Linked DNA regions of Homo sapiens: region 2 is linked to region 1. A link is an interaction called in ENCODE POLR2A ChIA-PET data of the cell type or tissue named here. Cell type or tissue: PC-9. All regions are shown on one strand. Each heading gives the region's core, and the rest is flanking DNA. Links, peaks and the distances in the headings are about the cores only.

Region 1 (4,390 bases), core at 164-4,163:
TTGAAAATAGAAAAAGAGTGAATTCCCAGAGAGAGTGTGGCTGAGATAGCTGTACTTTTCCAAGCAGCCCCTCCTCCCCCGTCCGCAGTCTCTCACTCTGAGCAGCCCCAGCCTCAGCCAAAGGTGACTGTCAGGCTCTGGAGTTTATTCAGATTCTCACATGGAGAGTTTTTTAAATTTAGACTCAAACCACCTTTCCCTTGGTGGGTCAGGGGTCTGTTTTTGTTGTTGTTTAAAAATTTGCTAAGAAATTCAAGAAAAGGGAGTAAACAGTTGTATGATTGTAAAAAAAATCTATCACCAGTAAATGTTAATGAAAACAATTCTTTTTTCTTTTCTTTTTCTGTTTTCTTTTCTTCTTGTCTACTTTTTTTTTTTTTTAGAGACAGGGTCTTGCTCTGTTGCCCAGGCTGGAGTACAGTGGTGGGTCACATAGCTCACTGTAACCCTCAAACTCCTGGGCTCAAGTGATCCTTGAACTTCAGCCTCCCAAGAGGCTGAGACTACATGCAGGTACAACCATGCCCAGCTAATTTTTTTAATTTTTCATAGAAATGGGAATCTCACTATGTTGCCCAGGCTGGCCTGGAACTCCTGATCTCAAGCAATCCTCCTGCCTTGGCCTCCCAAAGTCCCGGGATTACAGGCATGAGCCACTGTGCCTGGCTTTTTTTGATCATTTCCTTAGTGAAATGCATATTGTTAATAATGTGATTCACTAATTTGTCAAACATTTGCAGAGTCCTATGCACTGCATTCCCTGCACTATGACAGACACCAGGGTTGTACTAATTCATGTTTGCATCCATTTGTTTTTCAACAAATATTATTGAGTTCTTTCTGTGAGCCAAGCACTGAGTGAGGCTTCGAAGGGCAGGAAGGAATGTGAAATAGCTTAAGTTCCCTTACAATTTTGCCTTACAGGAGGCAATGAAGGATTCATCTATTCAATTGCTCCTTCCTGTATTAACTGACTCTACGTTTACTCCTGAACATCCACTACTGGGCACTAAGATGCGGGGTGAGTGTAGCCCTGTCCTTTCGGAGTTCAAGGCTGGACACACCCCAGAATCCCTTCCCAACTCTGTCGCCATTAAGTCACTCAACCAGACATCCACTAGACAGAATGAGGGGCACACATAAATATGAAACAATGGCCAGCTGACCAGTGAGGTGTCAGTGGCTGGCCCAGGCTCTGGACCAGGGGACCTCAGGGAAGGCCAGCACCCTTCTTGGTGTCAGCCAGTACTTCCCCTTTGCTCACCTTCATTGTGTTTGCAATGTTATTTAGCAGCAGTGGCAGTGTGTCTTGTTCAGATCAGTGTCTGGCACATAGTAGGTGCCCAGAAATACTTGTGGCCTGACTTCAGCCAGCTTCCCAGAGCAACTGAGTTTCTGGAGGAGGAGGCCTTTGGGGCGGGATTTTGGGGGAAGACCAGGGGGCCTTGGTGTGCTGGCATGCAGAGGCACCAATATTTAGAAAAGTGTCACCCACATAGGCTTGACACCATGGTGTATGCCTGTAATCCCAGCACTTTAGGAGGCTGAGGTGGGAGGATCACTTGAGGCCAGGAGTTCAAGACCAGTCAGGGTAACACAGTGAGATCCTGTCTCTACAAAAAATTTACCAAAAATAGGGCTGGGCACAGTGGCTCACACCTATAATCCCAGCACTTTGGGAGGCCCAGGAGGGTGGATCACTTGAGATCAGGAGTTCAAGACCAGCCTGGCTAACATAGCAAAACCCCGTCTCTACTAAAAATACAAAAATTAGCCAGGCGTGGTGGCGGGGACCTGTAATCCCAGGTACTCAGGAGGCTGAGGCAGGGAGAATAGCTTGAACCTGGGAGGCGGAGGTTGCAGTGAGCCAAGATCACGCCATTGCACTCCAGCCTGGGTGACAGAGTGAGACTCTGTCTCAAACAAACAAACAAACAAACAAAAAACAATTACAAAAAAGAATTAGCCAAATGTAGTGGTGTGCACCTGTAGTTCCAGCTACTCAGGAGGCTGAGGTGAGAGGATTGTTTGGGCCCAGGAGGTGAAGGATGGGTCTTGTATAGTACTTGCATAGTACTCTGTAAATGTTTGACAAATTAGTGAATCACATTATTAACAACATGCATTTCACTAAGGAAATGATTAAAAAAAAGCCAGGTACAGTGGCTCACGAAAACAAGGCAAAATGATAACATTTCAACTATAAATAGCAGAGCAAGCAGTTCCTCTGTCATCCTGCAAAACAATGAGGTTGCAGTGATCCCAGATCGTGCCACTGGACTCCAGCCTGGGCCACAGAGCAAGACCCTGGCTCAATAAATTTAATTTAATTTAAACAAAAAATAAAATCTTGAACCCTGTGATGCCAGGACTCCCAAGAGCCACAGTCACCTAAGAATTCCAGCCAACATCTATTGAAGGCTGACTGTGTGCCAGGCACGGGTCTAAGCACTTTACATGGATTCATCCAATCCTCACAGTGGCTCAAGCCTGTAATCCCGGGACTTTGGGAGGCCAAAGCAGGAGCTATGATTGTGCCTCTGCACTCCAGCCTGCAGGACAGAGCAAGATCCTGTCTCTTTAAAAGAAAAAAAAAAGTGCCACGTATGTAATAAATGCTCCAAAGAAACATTAGAGGTGACGTTGATGATGGTGAGGTGATTAGTCATGAGTGACCAAGAAGCCAAAGGCAGAGGCTGGAGCCAGTTCCTGCGGATGCGTCCAACTCTGGAATCCTTGGAGATGTTTCTTTTTTCTTTCCTTTTTTTCCTTTTTTTGAGAGAGGGTCACCCAGGCTGGAGTGCAGTGGCACAATCACAGCTCATTGTAGCCTCAAGCTCTCTGAGGGATGTTTTTGAAATCCATGGATAATGATGTTTCTCTGCCTCTCCCTTGTCAGAGAAGCCTGGGGCCCAGGAGCTGGCAGGTCCCTATACCCCCTCCTGGAAGTCCACACTGCAGGCTTGTCCAGGAGCTTGCCTGGGTGGGACTTCGCTGGGCTAGGCACAGCAGGCCTCCCAGTCAGACTCCAGGGGACCAGAGCTGAAGAATCAGCCCCCACCAGCACACTCCCAGTTCCTCCTCTGCTGTTGGACACGGCTCTCAAGTTACTTCCCTGTGTGTGTGGTGGGGGAGTGAAGGGGACTCTATTTATCCTTCAAGCAACATGAAGGAAGAGGCTCATTGTTTTGCAGGATGACAGAGGAATTGCTTGCTCTGCTATTTATAGTTTGAAATGTTATCATTTTGCCTTGTTTTCGTGGCCTGAAGTCCCCAGCGCTTCCTGTCTAGCAGTCCTCATTCTCTCCCTTTGCACAGTCTGCCTTTAGTTTAAAATCTTGGGGCTGGGCGCGGTGGCTCACGCCTGTGCTCCCAGCACTTTGGGAGGCCGAGGCGGGTGGATTGCTTGGGCTCAGGAGTTTGAGACCAGCCTGGGCAAAATAGTGAAACCCCGTCTCTACTAAAAATACAAAAATTAGCTGGGTATGGTGGGAGCCGGGCCAGCTATCTGGGAGGATGAGGTGGGAGGATGGCTTGAGCCTGGGAGGCGGAGGTGCAGTGATCCCAGATCGTGCCACTGGACTCCAGCCTGGGCCACAGAGCAAGACCCTGGCTCAATAAATTTAATTTAAACAAAAAATAAAATCTTGAACCCTGTGATGCCAGGACTCCCAAGAGCCACAGTCACCTAAGAATTCCAGCCAACATCTATTGAAGGCTGACTGTGTGCCAGGCACGGGTCTAAGCACTTTACAAGGATTCATCCAATCATCACAGCAATGCTTTGAGGCAGATGCCACTATCATCCCCACTTTACAGAGGAGAAAACTGAGGCACGGGGTTGGTAAATTACCTCTCCAAAGTTGTCAGGTGGTAAGCAGGAAGAACAGATCCCAATCTCTGAACCACAAACACCTATATCTCGGAGAAAGGCAGCTCCTGTTTCTGGAACTTGGATTGGAAGAAAAGTAAAGACCAGTCCAGCACCGTGGCACATGCCTGTAATCCCAACACTTTGGGAGGCCAAGGCGGGAGGATCGTTTGAACAAAGGGGTTCAAGACCAGCCTGGGCAACATAGGGAGAACCCGTCTCTAAAAAATATAGAATTAAATTAGCCAGGCATGGTGGTGTGTGCCTGGGGTCCCAGCTATTTGGGAGGCTGAGGTGGGAGGATCACTTGAGTCTGGGAGGTCAAGGCTGCAGTGAGCAGTTGATCGCACCACTGCACTCCAGCCTGGGCAACAGAGTAAGACCCTGTCTCAAAAAAAACCTACCAAACAAACAAACAACAAAAAACTAGACCTTAAACACTGCTTCAATTTTAGCTCCAATTACAAGCAAGAGAGTTTTTTCTGTTTGAATCTTCCATCATCCCAGGGTACAGAAGCT
Region 2 (4,390 bases), core at 166-4,165, 58 kb after region 1:
GCAATCCATTTTCCTGGGGAGAACACTTTCTTCCTGCAAATGAGTATGAAAGGCCTCAAATTCAAGATTTCTGAGCAACTGCTCCTGAAGAATCCAGTTTCAACTCCTACAAAATGCAACTTAAAAACAAAATGTAGACATATTTTCTTTTCTTTCTCTTTTTCTGAGATGGAGTCTTGCTCTGTTGCCCAGGCTGGAGTGCAGTGATGTGATCTCGGCTCACTGAAACCTCCGCCTCCCAGGTTCAAGTGATTCTCCTGCCTCAGCCTCCCGAGTAGCTGGGATTACAGGCGCCCGCCACCACGCCCAGCTAATTTTTGTATTTTTAGTAGAGACGTGGTTTCACCATGTTGGTCAGGCTAGTCTCGAACTCCTGACCTCGCGATCCACCCGCCTCGGCCTCCCAAAGTGCTGGGATTACAAGCGTAAGCCACTGCGCCCGGCCCTTTCTTTCTTTCTCGATTTTCTTTTCTTTCTTTCTTTCGTTCTCTCCTCTCTGTCTTCTTCTTCTTCTTCTTTTTTTTTTCTGACAAGGTCTCACTCTGTCACCCAGGCTGGAGTGTAGTGGTACGATCTCGGCTCACTTTCAACTCTGCCTCCCAGGCTCCAGCGATCCTCCCAGGTAGCTGGGACTACAGGTGTGTGCCACAACACCCGGCTAATTTTTTTATTTTTATTTTTTTTGTAGAGGCGGGGATTTCCTCATGTTGCTCAGGCTGGTCTCGAACTCCTGAGCTCAAGCAACCCACCCACCCCGGCCTCCCCAAGTGCTGGGGTTACAGGTGTGAGCCACTGCACCCGGTCTCGGACGCATTTTCATTAGGTGCCCTCTGACGTCAGCAGCTGGTTGAAGGTTTAATGGCTTAGAGTGCGCACAGAGTGGGGTGGGAACTTGTGTGTCTCACCCCTGCCCCACCCCGCTTGGGTTTCCCTACAGTTTCTACCAGGTTCATAAGCAGAACCTAAAACAAATGGGTTTAGAAGTAACTTTAGCCTCTTTGGCTACTTCTGGTGCTCGCCGAATCCAGAAAAATGGTCTTTTTAAATGTCCTGTTATTTTGCACAAACGATTTCCTGCTTAGAGTGAGGAGCAAAACCTCTGGCTTTTAACCCTGCCAAAGACCTACTTGAAGTCAATCTGTGCATATTTAATTTTTCAGGCTCAGCAAGGTCTTATCTCATTCTATCTGCATTTTATAACAATCCCACATTTTCTCTCTACTTTCCTCAAGCATTCTAACCCTTCCGTGTCCTCGCTGCCCGCCACCCACTCAAGGGAACTTCACCTACTCAAGAGCCACAGGGGCTGGACAGAAGAACCTGGCAGCTGTCCAAAGCCTTCAGCGCCTAATTTCCCACCAAGTGCAAGACTGACAAGGTTCTTCCCTGCGGTCTCCTCTTGCCAATCCTCACCGCGTTCTTAGTTCCTGCCTCAGTGTTATTTTCTCCAAGCAACATAGCAAGTGAGGCCCGATGGGTCTGGAAGGCTTACACGGCCCAAAGGGACAATGACGGCAGGCTTCAGAGCTGTGGTTGAGAGTCTGGAGGATTTCAGCCTGGATTTCACATACCATCCTCATCATGAGGAAGGAAGCAGCCCCCATCTGGGAGCTGGGAGGTAGGTTGGTTGCCGACAGCACCAGGTTCACCTACTGAGGGTTCACATCTGTGAAAAAGTTTCTCCTTCCCACTAACTGGATCCCATTTGGCCTGGTTTGAGTCATGTGTTCATCCCTGGGCCAATCACTATTGCCTAATGGAAGGATTCTGATAGGCCACATCCAAGTCGCATGATCATGTTGAGTCATGTGCTCATCTCTGGACCAATCACTGTGACCTACTGGGCAGATTCTAATAAGCCAGGCCCAAGTCACATGATCACCTTCCTGATTGTGGGGGTGAGAAGTCAGGATTGTAGTTACCAAAAGAAGGGGAGTGAATCTCAGAGAAACAAGAACAGTGGCTTTCTCTACATATATCTACTCAAAAACAGCAACAGCAAACAAAAAATTAGAAGGAAGGATGAAGACAAACACTAGGAACATAAAAGTCTCTCCTATTCTCTAGATAGATGCATCCTTAGGATCAACCTCTACATATCATTTTGTAACTGTTATTTTTACTTATTTGTTGAGGACTTAGTATATACAGTGCTCTAATAAAGCTCAGCACAGAGGAGGCATAGAAAGACTGGGAAAAAAGGTAAGTGCAGCTGGGAGCAGTGGCTCACACCTATAATCCCAGCACTTTGGGAGGGTGAGGCAGGAGGATCGCTTGAGGCCATGAGTTCAAGGCCAGCCTGGGCAACATAAGATGTCTGTCTGTAAAAAACTAAAAGAAAATAAATTAGCCAGTGTGGTGGCACATGACTATAGTTCCAGCTACTCAGGAAGCTGAGGCGGGAGGATCGCTTGAGCCCAGGAGTTCCATGCTGCAGTGAGCTATGATCGTGACAGAGTGAGACTGTGAGTCTTAAAAAAAAAGAAAAAGTAAATACTTTTTTAAGCTTTTAATATAAATGAGCACACTGTCCCTAGAGGGATTTCATCTTTGTACACCCACTCACTGTGCCTAGACTTCCCTACCCACCAGCCTCAGCATAGCACAGCCATGGAACCATCCTCCCACAGAAGACAATGCTCAGAGGTCTCTTTCCAGGAAGGCCTTTTCAGGAGGCCTCAACCTCCAATTCGAGTCTCTGAGGCTTAAAAACTGAAAAGTCTGGAAAATGTCCATCTTACACCCTTTCACCTCCTTATTGGAGGCCCTATGCCCCCCCGATGTCCTTCTCTCCTGTTGCCCTTCAGGTGTTGGCCAGAGATAGCTTAAGGCAAGAACTGTTCAGGACCATTTATGGTTTTTAATATCAGAGCTTGGGAAGACTTACTGGTGGAATTTCAGGCATCGGGACCCGCAGTGGAGGAAATCCTATAATTTGATGTCAGACTGACTTGGGTTTCATCCCCAGCCTTATCACTTACTAAATGTGTGGCATTGGGCAAAATACTGAACGGATCGTCCAGTTATTTTGAGGATAAACTTGAAAGTACTACTATATTTTAAATACCCATCAAGGGATCTGGTTTAAAGTCAGCACCTGGTAAATGTAATGTTGCACTGTGACTTGCTTTGCTGTTTGACCTTTGCGAAATCCCCGTGTCTCTGGACAATGAGGGTTGAATGAGATGTTCTGCCTGTTCTGAGAGCCTGGGATTTCCAAGTGCAGGACGTGTTGGAAGTCCAGTGCAGAGAATGGCATGGTGTGTGTGCATGCATGCACCTGTATGCCTGTGTTTTGTGTGGAAGCATGAGTGTATGTGTGTCCCTTCGCACTAGGAGAAGATGTTACCCTTGGAACCCCAAATTCTGTGGAGGCAGAGAACCTTCCAGCTTCCTGCCACCATGTCAGGGTGGCAATCACTTGAATGTTTTGGAAAACCTGAGAGGCTGGCAGGGGGATGGATCTGCAGGAGACCAAAGTTGGGTTGCCAGGGAGTCACCTCCACTCCTTCCCCAGGATGCCTGAAAGAAATAAGGGGGCTAGGTGGGTTTGGCCTGGCTCCTCCACAACTCTGTATCTGTGCACAGCGGGCTCAGCTCTTCCTGCAGTGTGCTGGCTGGTGGCCAGGCCTCGTTTTCAATGTTCACAGCTAAATTGGATCCAGATGTTGCTGAGGAATCTGATATTAAACAAATGCATTCCCTGGGCAGCCGGTTCTTTCTACTGCGGAAGGGCAGGAAGCCTCGGACCCCCAAGCCTGGGCAGAGGTGTTGGAGGGGCCCAGGCTGGTGGGATCTCAGGTTGTTTCTTCTGTGGGGCAGTAGGGTGTTCCCTAGCTGGCCTAACTTATGGCCAGGTTATCATGTTCATGAAATATCTGGTCAAATGATGGGCTGGGCCTCTTTCAAAGGTACATGAATCCCACCTCTCCATCTTGGGAGCTGCCTCCAGACCAGCTTGATTTCTTGTGTGCTTTCCTTAACTTGAGCTTGTCCTTTCATCAAGCTTGGAAGGGTCCGGCTGCATGGAGCTGGTGGTGGAACATGTCAAGGGAGTCCAGGAGCTGAGCATGGATGCTCCATCGCCCTCCTATGTTTTGAAATCTACTGAATGTCACAGGTAATCTTCCCTCTCTTCCTTCCAGGGGTACTGTGCGCCAGGCATTCAAAGACAGCACTCAGGAGATCTTCATAGCAGCCCTCAAAGTAGGTTTTAGCCTCTGCTCAGAGTAACTGTTAAATAACTCCATGGAGGTTACAACAGCAGAACAGCAGAGGCTGGTGGAGCCACAATTGAAGTTCAGGTCTGGCTGACACTGGGACAGTGTTTTTTCCCTCTTCCATGGTGTATTCATCAAGCACTGGGCCTGACACCAGGGGACACAGATAA

Evidence for each region. Peaks named below come from ENCODE experiments on the same cell type or tissue, not always from the same donor. Only the 100,000 strongest peaks of a DNase experiment are listed, where the experiment ranks them.
Region 2: POLR2A ChIA-PET joins it to region 1 with 5 read pairs; 8 of 35 experiments call an interaction of 5 or more read pairs at or near these places.

What each region holds. Positions count from the first base shown.
Region 1 is chr16:48,442,145-48,446,534 of GRCh38, forward strand. No RefSeq gene overlaps it. Among named protein-coding and RNA genes, the nearest start is that of SIAH1, 59 kb to the left of the region's middle. In PC-9, for the core only: no CTCF peak of the experiment used is centred there; a DNase peak (open chromatin) is centred at 2,627; H3K4me3 peaks cover 392 bases; H3K27ac peaks cover 873 bases.
Region 2 is chr16:48,500,364-48,504,753 of GRCh38, forward strand. No RefSeq gene overlaps it. Among named protein-coding and RNA genes, the nearest start is that of N4BP1, 110 kb to the right of the region's middle. In PC-9, for the core only: no CTCF peak of the experiment used is centred there; no DNase peak of the experiment used is centred there.